Linked DNA regions of Homo sapiens: all the other regions are linked to region 3. Evidence: chromatin contacts called from ENCODE Hi-C or POLR2A ChIA-PET data. All regions are on one chromosome and are shown on one strand. The core of a region is the stretch at or near the end of the contact, and the rest is flanking DNA. Distances in the headings are between cores, read along the strand shown.

Evidence for each region. A loop is a pair of places that touch in the nucleus more often than their neighbours do. ChIA-PET counts read pairs that join two places held with the same protein, here RNA polymerase II (POLR2A). Pooled maps may share reads with other maps.
Region 1: a loop to region 3 is called in a map of CD8-positive, alpha-beta T cell, with 29 times the contacts of the local background. The contact joins the promoter of ZNF525 here to the promoter of ZNF350 in region 3. A Hi-C loop is called at or near these places in 1 of 168 maps with a recorded cell type or tissue (CD8-positive, alpha-beta T cell) and 6 of 50 pooled maps. POLR2A ChIA-PET finds 5 or more read pairs at or near these places in 1 of 52 experiments (CD4-positive, alpha-beta T cell).
Region 2: a pooled map shows a loop between it and region 3 (11-fold over the local background). The contact joins the promoter of ZNF677 here to the promoter of ZNF350 in region 3. A Hi-C loop is called at or near these places in 4 of 50 pooled maps.

Annotation. Positions count from the first base shown.
Region 1 is chr19:53,363,185-53,366,954 of GRCh38, forward strand. It overlaps ZNF525 (zinc finger protein 525), which reads left to right and starts at 2,521. Exons shown (of 4, transcript NM_001348156.2): 1 at 2,521-2,575. RefSeq lists silencers at 2,409-2,458, 2,859-2,918 and an enhancer at 2,569-2,818.
Region 2 is chr19:53,253,441-53,256,894 of GRCh38, forward strand. It overlaps ZNF677 (zinc finger protein 677), which reads right to left and starts at 1,433. Exons shown (of 5, transcript NM_182609.4): 1 at 1,394-1,433.
Region 3 is chr19:51,985,173-51,988,625 of GRCh38, forward strand. It overlaps ZNF350 (zinc finger protein 350), which reads right to left and starts at 1,668. Exons shown (of 5, transcript NM_021632.4): 1 at 1,598-1,668. RefSeq lists enhancers at 1,133-2,008, 1,595-1,834.

The sequences.
Region 1 (3,770 bases), core at 1,271-3,770, 1.4 Mb after region 3:
GTCACAGCTACGGCCTCTGTGGCAGGAGTTTCATTGTACTCTTCTGCTCAGACAGTAAACTTTTTTAATTATTGGCAAAAGAATTCTACAAGATTGTGGAATTCATAATCTGGTATTGATCAAAAATTGGCAAATCAAATTAATGACCTTAGACACAATGTTGTTTGGATGGGAGATAGGCTCACGAGCTTGAAACATCATTTCTGGTTACACTGTGACTGGAATATGTCACATTTTTGTATTACATCCTAAGCCTATAATGAGTCTGAGCATCATTGGGACATGGTTAGATGCCATCTACAAGGAAGAGAAGATGATCTTACTTTAGACATTTCAAAATTAAAAGAAAAATTTTTGAGGCATCAAAAACCCATTTAAATTTGGTGCCAGGAACTGAGGCAATCGCGAAAGCTGCTGATGGCCTCGCAAATCTTAACCCGGTCACTTGGGTTAAAACCATCGCAAGTTCCACTATTGTAAATTTCATATTAATCCTTGTGTTCCTGTTCTGTCTGTTGTTAGTCTGCAGGTGTACCCAGCAGCTCCGAAGAGACAGCGACCATTGAGAATGGGTGATGACGACGATGGTGGTTTTGTCAAAAAGAAAAGGGGGAAATGTGGGGAAAAGAAAGAGAGATCAGACTGTTACTGTGTCTATGTAGAAAAGGAAGACATAAGAAACTCCATTTTGATCTGTATTAAGAAAAATTGTTCTGCTTTGCGATGCTGTTAATCTGTAACTTTAGCCCCAACCCTGTGCTCACAGAAACATGTGCTGTATTGAATCAAGGTTTAATGGATTTAGGGCTGTGCAGGGTGTGCCTTGTTAACAATATGTTTGCAGGCAGTATGCCCGGTAAAAGTTATCGCCATTCTCCATTCTCTGTTAACCAGGGACACAATGCACTGCGGAAAGCCGCAGGGACCTCTGCCCTAGAAAGCCTGGGTATTGTCCAAGTTTCCCCCCACTGAGACAGCCTGAGATATGGCCTCATGGGAAAAGAAAGACCTTATATCCCCCAACCCGACACCCGTGAAGGGTCTGTGCTGAGGAGGAGTAGTGAAAGAGGGAGGCCTCTTTGCAGTCAAGATAAGAGGAAGGCTTCTGTCTCCTGCTCATTTCTGGGAATGGAATGCCTCGGTGTAAAGCCGACCATTCATTCTATTCTGAGGTAGGAGAAAACCGCCCTGTGGTTGGAGGTGAGACATGCTGGCAGCAATACTGCTCTGTGACTCTTTGCTACACTGAGATGTTTGTGTGAAGAGAAACATAAATCTAGCCTACGTGCACATCCAGGCACAGTACCTTTCCTTGAACTTATTCATGACACAGATTCCTTTGCTCACGTTTCCCTGCTGACCTTCTCGCCACCATCACCCTGTTGCCCTGCCACACTCCCCTCACAAAGATAGTAAAAATAGTGATCAATAAATACTGAGGGAACTCAGAGACCAGCGCCGGTGCGGGTACTCGCACACTGAGCTCCGGTTGTCTGGGCCCACTGCTGTTTCTCTATACTTTGTCTCTGTGTCTTATTTCTTTTCTCAGTTTCTCATCTCCACCTGATGAGAAACACCCGCAGGTGTGGAGGGGCAGGCCCCCTTCAGGCTGAGGCAGGGGAATCACTTGAACCCAGGAAGCAGAGGCTTGCAGTGAGTCGAGATCCCACCACTGCACTGCAGCCTGGATGACAGAGAAATACTCTGTCTCAAAACAAAAGAAAAGAAATAAGTAAATACATAAAAGAAAGTAACAGATCTCTTCCACAAATGTGGAATGGACAACTAACTGGATATCCACATGGAAAAGAACAATGTTGGATCCCTATCTCATACAATCAACCTCTTATTTTAAAACGTAAAAAAAAAACAACGAAAAATAAAGAGAGAAAGAGAGAAACGAGGAAGGGAGCCCTGCGGGAGGGGGTGTTACTTTGTCGCCCAGGCTGGCCTGGACCCCCAGGTTCAGCGATCCTCCCGCCCTGCTTCCTGAGTAGATGGGACCTCAGGCTCCCGCGCCCGCGTCCGCATCCTTGCTGTGTTTATCCGGCAGGTGGTGACCTCACTCCTCGCTGGCCTGAGCACTCCGTCCAGCATCCCAGGCGGTGGCTTTAGGGAAGTCTCTGCAGCTGAGCACAGGGTGGACTCTCCCTCCGGAGTGAATGGAGAATAGAAAGGGAGAGGATTTCTATTCTATTCTCTGGGCCGTCAGCATGACATTGTAAGTTCTGCCCAAGCAGGGCTTTGCATTTCACATTCTACTTTGCATCCGCGTTTCAGACAATTCCAGGGCTTTTGAATCATGGATCGGCCTTCCTGGCCATCTCGCCTCCAAAACCCAAAAACAGAGGCGGTGGGAGGGAGGCTGAGAGACGCACAGATCCCGCCCCAGCCCAGCCCCGCCCCGCCCTCTGCCGGTACTAAAGGGCAAGGTCTCTCCGCCTCTACCCCTACCTGGCCCAGGCCCCGCCCACCTCCTCGCAGGCCCCGCCCAGGCCTGGCTTCTGTCCTTCCCCGCTCAGACGCGCGCAAACCCGGAAGCAGATCGCGTGGAGTGAAGGTCCCTCAGCGGCGCGTGAGTTTCGCTCCATCTTGTATGAAGTCTGCTCTTCCCAGGTCCCCGGCGCTTCTGTCCCTGGGACGTGGGGTCCCTACAGACCTGGAAATTCTCACCCGTCTTCCTTCGCCCAGAGCAAATTGAGACGTCCCCGTGAGAGCCCGGGGGTCACTTCCTTTTGGGTTTAAAGTCTCCCTGAGGCTGGTCCCGTTCCGGATCTTTCTGCTATAGGGCAATATATACACTTTCTATCGCGTAGTTTTCCTGCTCTAAACCTTTTTCTGACTCCTCCCGCCCCGCGCTTTTTAAAGTCCTCACCCGAGAGGTGAATTCCCGCCCTGGGCGCCTCCCAGCCTCGCCCTCGTCGGCCCCTAGAGCGCAGCGTCGCAGCTCCGGTCCCGGGGAGGCCGAGTTCTCTGCCTGTCCTGGGATCCTACAAACCCCACCCTTGTCTTAAGGCGCCGTCGCCCCCCACGTCCCTCCTCATGCCGGGCCCTGCTGCTCCCCAGGTCTCCCATCCGCAGTCACAGCTTGCCCTGAGCCTGCGTTAGGGGAGGTGCCCGGGTTCTGTCCTGTGACACGGGGTGTTCTTGCCTGCCCAGTTCCAGCCCCTGGAAAATAAGCTCCTCCGGGATGCAGGCGTCTTACTCCAAACCCTCCTGTGATTGTGTGGGCCAAAGGGATCGGGAGACAGACAGCAGTAGAAAACCTGAGACAGAGAAAAGAAGAATGAGAAAGGCCCATAACAGATGGCAAAGTAGAGGATGGGTGAGGGATTTGCCAAGAGACAGCAAAAGTGAAAAAAAAAAAAAAAAAGATAAGCAGGAGGAGAAAAGCAACTAGAGAAATGTAGAGAAAAGCTAGATGTACAGAGAGATGAAGGACAGCAAGGTAGGGAGAGGGACAGCAAAGAGGGAGGCTCATCAGGGTGAGGGAGAGGAGGAGGGATTTGGAGCCAGGGCAGACAGAGCAGAGTGGTGCTGGTGGCAAAGAGAACAGAGGGAGAACCACAGCAGGGAGGACACCTGGGGATCTGGGGTGCCAGAGAGTGGGGACAGGGGGTATAACAGAGAAGAGAGAATTTAACGGGGAGAGCAGAGGAGGCGCAGAGATGGTGTTGCGGGAAACTGAGGACTAGAGAGACTGATATGGGGGAGACAGGAGGATGTTTATTTAAGGTACACAGCGGCTCAGCAGATTTACATCTAAAAAG
Region 2 (3,454 bases), core at 183-2,682, 1.3 Mb after region 3:
CAGTGCTTTGAGAGGCGGAGACAGATCACCTGAGGTCAGGAGTTCGAGACCAGCCTGGCTAACAAGGTGAAAATCCCGTCTCTGCTAAAAATACAAATTCACCGGGCATGGTGGCGCATGCCTTTAATCCCAGCCACTCGGGAGGCTAAGGCAGGAGAATCGCTTGAACCCTGGAGGCGGAGGTTGCAGTGAGCCGAGATCAAGCCACTGCACTCCAGCCTGGGTGACAGAGTGAGACTCCGTCTCAAAAAAATAAATAAATAAATAAAAGAAAGCAAAAGAAAGCATTTAAACCTCATAAGCTGAACAATACATTTAAGAGAAAATACTTTGAAAATTTTTTTTAAATCCAATAAATTATGGAATTACATTTAAGACAAGTTGAATACACGTCAAATTTAGAAAATGACACAAGCCACACACAAAAAAGGAGGGAATAATATTGTTAATGTCTGTTTGCAAAAGCAGCATACGGTGTCACAGTTTCTTCCCATTTCTTGACTCTCCTCAAGATCAGAGAAAGGGAAGAGGGTGAGCTGGAATTAACTGAGCTAAGTCAGTTAACCCTCTGGCTGAATAAGGGTTGCTTCTGATGTAATAATTAGAAAACGCAGAAGCCTCACACCGTAGTTTTGCAATTTTCATGCTCTTCTGCACAAACAATGAAGCAAATTTTAAATTAATTATAGAGCCATACATCAGTACTTCACAACTTAATGTTCCATATTAAATCAATCCACACTCACATGGATTTGGGTGCCCCCCCCTTTCTCCACCATTATGTGATTTTTTTCCCCCTCTCTATAAATGTTTCTCTTCCACCTTCTGTTTCTTTCCTTTTCTTTTTCCCATTTCGGCGTTTTCCTGTCCCTTTCTGCTCATTTGGCTTCCCTTCCTCTCCTTCTCTGACAGAGTGTTTGGCCCCATCCTGGTAGCATCCTTTTTTTCAGTCCCTGCTATTGTTTCTGATGGCTCTCTAATTTCGCGCATTTCTCCCTCTTTATCCTCCATTTCTGCTTCCCCTCTGTTCTCCCTGGAGAAGGGCGAAGGGTGTGTATCCACCCCGAGTGAGGGCTTTACCAGGGGGAGGGAAGAGGGAGTCAGAGAAGAGTTTTAAGCAGAGAAACGACGCGGTGGGCGGTCGGTGTCCACACTGACCTAAAGCAAAAAGGTCGGGGCCAGTACCCACTTCAGAACGATTTTAATCCGAAATGGACGCAGATCTCTAGACCCTCTCGGAGCGACGGGACTGGGAACGTCTTAGGGCCACGCCGCGAGAGGAATGAGCAGGTTCGGGGTTTTAACCTACAGGGCGACCCCAAAACCCGACAGCGGAGCGTGGGAACCTGTGGCCCGCGAGGCGCAGGCTTGAACCCGAAAGACGGAGACTCACCCGAGAGCGCCAGTAGCCCCGCGAGATCCGCTTCCGGGTCGGCAGGAACCTGCGCGTACGCGAGTGCACTGGGGCGGCGCAAGGGGCAAGGGCAGGGGCAGGGCGCGGACAACTGTGGGGATGGGCGGGCAAATGGCGGGGATGGGCGGGGACAATGGCGGGATGGGCGGGGACAATGGCGGGATGGGCGGGGCCTAGGGGTCGGACTGCCGGACCTCTCCTCGGCGCGTCCCAGCGACTTTTTTAGGCCTGTTTGTCGCCCAGCAGTACTCGATTCTTCACTTTTGGATTCCCTTGAATCTCTATGGTGTCCTTTGGAGCCTAGCTAAGTAAAAAATTAGAGACCTGTGGGCCCCTTATATTGGAATCGGAGCTTAAGATGGGAAAGGTTTGCTTGAAAACGTTTCTGCGAGCGATGGAGGCGCGTCCTGCGACGAGGCGGGAGGAGCGCTGGGACCTGGTGGATGGGAGAGGGCGACGGTATAAGGAAGCTCTTGGATCCAGGAACTTCTGAAATCCGGACGATTAAAATTTGTATTTAATTAAGCGAAAGCTGGAGTTGTCTGCGTAGGTGATGGAAACTGGAATGAGATGCATTTTTGTGCCTGTGCGGAGTGTACAATTTTATATTGACTTTCACTGGAACGTAATTTTTATTTCCGCTCCCCAGTCACCCAGGAGGCAGAGATGCACCATGGGCTGAGTTCCAGAGAATTTATGGGGTCAGACCCTGGGCGGTGGGGGGTGGAAGGCTGAGGCTTGGCTTTAAAAGAACGCAAAGTTCTGCTTGTATCGATCTAAATTTATTTTCCTTTATTATCCTAATGCACATTTCTTGAGATAAATTACAAATCCAAGTGCTGGATTTATTGGAGTTGGTATGTTGTGTTTTGTCTAAGTTATTAATTACTAATATACTATCGTTATTATTATTTTTATTATTATTTTGAGATGGAGTCTCTGTTTCCCAGGCTGGATTGTAATGGCGCGATCTCGGCTCACGGCAACCTACGCCTCCTGGGTCAAGCGATTTTCCTGCCTCAGCCTCCCGAGTACCTGGGACTACAGGCGTGTGCCACCATGCCTGGCTAATTTTTGCATTTTTAGTAGAGACGGGGTTTCACCACGTTAGCCAGGTTGGTCTGGGACCCCTGAGCTCATGTGATCCGCCCACCTGGGCCTCATGAAGTGCTGGGGTTATAGGCGTGAGCCACCGCTCCTGGCCTTTAGTCTGTAAAGTCTTTATTCTCAGTTATTTGGAAGAGTATTTTTAACATAATATGTGCTTGGCAATTCTCCTGGCCAACTGAATTGATTTCTCTTGGGCCCAGAGAGGAAACTTATTGACTGGAGGCTCCCCAAGAGAAGATGAGCCCATATGGGGGTATCTGAGTAAACCAAGGTCTATCCACTGTCTCTTTGGGTCTCTGTTTTCGTAACTGGGAATTACATCTGATAACAGGTGAAGGGTGAAAAAAAAATGAGAGTGCATTTTAGCATAAAAATACATATATGTTATTTACATATAAACATACACATATAAAAATTCTATTTATTTTACATATAAAAATACATATATGTATTTAAATTTTTTTTTTTTGAGACGGAGTCTCACCCGTACAGACGGGGTTTCACCGTATTAGCTACGATGTCTCGATCTTTTGACCTTGTGACCCACCCATCTTGGCCTCCCAAAGTGCTGGGATTACAGGTGTGAGCCACAGCGCCCAGCCTCTTTCTCTTTTCAATGTATTAAATGCACAAGATTCCATACTTTCAAATTCCATTTTGCAGAATTATTATATTTTCATAGGTTTCCCAAATCAAATATTAATTCAAGTTTCAGTTAGTTGTTTTAAAATAATAAATATATAGTTACATAATCTTTAAAATGATTCGTTTTCTAGCCTAAAATGCTTTATCACCTTTTATGTTTCATGTCTCATATTTTAGTGCACACTCTACCTAATGTTGTACATTAATTTCCGTGATGGGTGCCGTAGTATTTTTAGTCTTTGCAGACAGTGAAATGAGTGTTTCTGCTGGTATCTTAACATCTAC
Region 3 (3,453 bases), core at 418-2,917:
TTAACAAAGTAAAGGAAGAGATCAACCATACCAAACAGTTTACCTCCAGGAAAGGTGTTAACTCCAGACAACACAACGGGTGAATTTTACAGGTGGGTAATAAAACAAGAACGTCCACTAACACCCTATTTTCCTACTTTATACTGGAAAGTTGAGCCAATGCATTAAGATAAGAATGAATTATAAGCATTACAAAGTAAGACAGAAAATTAATGTTATTTTCAGGCGATATCATCACGAACATGGAAAAAGAGATTCAAGAAATTACATATTTAAAAAAGAAAATGCTCCCTCAGAAACTCCCAGGCAGATTTTCACATACATAGTTGGCTAGAATTGCACCATACGCCTAAGCTCATTTCCATGTCAAACCTATCACTAGCAATGGCAATTGGAACCAGCAAGATTGGCTAAGACCAACAAGGCCTTACTAAGAAACTGGGATTTGGGTCGCCTTGCCACAGGGATGAATACTTCACGAAATGGAGATTCTGTTAAGAAAGTGTGAATATAAGGCGGGCAAGCAACACTCACTATATATTAAGAAGTGAAGGCCGGGCGCGGTGGCTCACGCCTGTAATCCCAGCACTTTGGAAAGCCAAGGTGGGCGGATCACCTGAGGTCAGGAGTTCGAGACCAACCTGCCCAACGTGGTAAAACCCTGTCTCTACTAAAAATACAAAAACTAGCCGGGCGTGGTGGCGTGGGCCTGTAGTCCCAGCTACTCAGGAGGCTGAGGCAGGAGAATCGCTTGAACCCGGGAGGCGGAGATTGCAGTGAGCCGAGATCGCGCCATTGCACTCCAGTCTGGGAGACAAAAGTGAAACTCCGTCTCAAAAAATAAAAAAAATAAATAAAAAATAAAAGAAGTGAATGCAGAGGTTGGCAACATTTTCGATTTTGCCGGCCACGAGGTCTCTGTCACAACAACTCAACCGCTGCCTTTGCAGCCATAGACAATATATAATCGGAGGGTATGACTGAACTTGACCCCCCGATCTGTAAATAGCCACCCCAAGGATCAGAAGAGTAGATATATGGTTTCGAACTAATGCTGGGGGCTGTGTCGCCTTTTGCCCCAGTAACCGAGGTTCGAACCTCAACCCAGGACCCAGGGCTCCAAAGTCTCGAAAGCTTCAGCCCTCACAAGCCTTTGTACCACAGACACTGGCCCCATGCCTCTTACTCATCCGAACCACGGACCAGACACTCTACAGCGATGGACATCCTCCCAGACTCCAACATCACTGAGTTCCAAATTAAATCCTGAACCCGAAGCAGACGCCGCATCGATCCTAATCGCCACCTCCATCCTTTACAAGCAGAGTGATCCATACCTTGACAGTTAGGACACGGCCGTTGATCACTACAGACCCTTAGTCACTGTACTCACACCAAAGGCACGCGGACCACAGACAGGGGGATCACAGACTCCCACCAGGTACCTCCCAAATGCCTATACCCCGGCGCTCCCCAGTCTTCCTGCCAAAAACTATGTGGTCCAGGGTACACCACGTCCTCAGATCTCCCAAACCTTCCACTGAGACAAAACCTGAACTAGGACAAAAAACTTTCAGGGACAAAACCACACACTGACCTCTATTTTCTCCAGATACACAAGAAGGGCCTCAACGTTACACTTCCGTAAACTGCTCCTACTTCTGGAGTCCTCGCACGGGTTTATGGTCCACCTACGGCGGCCGAGGAGAACCTAAAATGTTTAAAAGAGCAAGGACAAGCGCATTTACGGCATTTCCTACTCTGTAAAATGGCCGCGCCCATAGCCGTGGCTCCTGACGGCAGCCATGTTTGAAAATTGGACGCACAGAAGGCAGTGGCAGGTTTTTGAGCCAGGAGCCAGGGAAGAAGAGAAGTCACTGAAATCGCCTCGTTTCCTGGCACTTAAAGTCTTGCGAAAGGGGGCAGATTTTCAGAGACTCAGGCTTTATCAGGCAAATATGGGGCAAGCTAAATTGCCTTTAGCGCTTTTCCATCCACTTTGTTAAATTTAAAAAAAAAGGTTTTGAAAAAGACAAGTAACAGTGCAGCCAGGTGTAGGTATCCCAGAGAATGAATTGGAAATGGAAAAGGTAACAGATCAGGTAGAAAGGGAAAAGGCAACACATCAGGTAGGCAGACACCCACGGGAAAGCGTCTGGCGAAAATTAGCTTGCAGGAAGCGGTTTTTAAGAACAGAAAAATAGCAGGTATTCGGGGGGGCGGGTGGTGAAGAAAGAAAAAAATTATAATTTTTTTTGAGACGGAGTCTTGCTCTGTCGCCAGGCTGGAGTGCAGTGGCGAGATCTGGGCTCACTGCAACCTCTGCCTCCCTGGTTCAAGCGATTCTCCTGCCTTAGCCTCCCAAGTAGCTGGGACTACAGGCACGCGCCACCACGCCCAGCTAATTTTTGTATTTTTAGTAGAGACTGGCTTTCACCATGTTGGCCAAGATGATCTCGACCTCCTGACCTCGTGATCTGCCTGTCTCGGCCTCCCAAAGTGCTGGGATTACAGGTGTGAGCCACCGCGCCTGGCCTCGAAAAAATGATTATTATTTACAAAAAAGAAGAAGAAGAAGGAGGAAGAGGAGGAGGAGAAGGAAGAGAAAAGAGGAGAAAAGAAGAGAAAAGAGGAGAGGAGAGGAGAGAAAAGAGATTTTGAGAATGAATTACGATGTGAGCCTGGCCACGACAGACTAAAGGAATTGGGCCTCCTAGAAAGGCCACTTTTAGTAAAGGTGCCAATGGGAAGAGCAGAGCCAGAATTGAGAGTATAAAAATATTGTTAAGAGTTTTTGACAAAAGTGCCAAGACAATTCAATAAGAATAGTCTTTTCAACAAGCGGCACTGGGATAATTGGATATCCACATCCAGAAAAATGAGTTAGGACCCTCAAACCATACACAAAAGTTAACTCAAAATAGATCATAGATCTAAGTTTAAGAGAAAGTATAAAACTTAGAGAAGGAAAAGGGAGATAATCCTCATGGACGTGAGTTAATTCTGAGAGGAGAGTAAAGGATGACCCACAAAACAAAATAAAATTAATAAAGTGGACTTGATTTTTTTTTAAGTTTGTGCTTCTAAACACAACATTTAAGAAAGTGAAGTGGGGCACGGTGGCTCACACCTGTAATCCCAGCACTTTGGGAGGCCGAGGCAGGCGGATCATCTGAGGTCAGGAGTTCCAGACCAGCCTGGCCAACAAAGCGAAACCAGTCTCTACTAAAAATACAAAAATTACCCGGACGCGGTGGCGCGCGCCTGTAATCCCAGCTACTCGGGAGCCTGAGGCAGGAGAATCGCTTGAATCCGGGAGGCGGAGGTTGCAGTAAGCCGAGATCGCGCCACTGCACCCCAGCCTGGGCGACAGAGCAAGACTCCTCGGTAAAGACACCACTTCGTCACCCTGAATTACTCTGATTTTTATGGGTACAATGAGAATAGTGGACC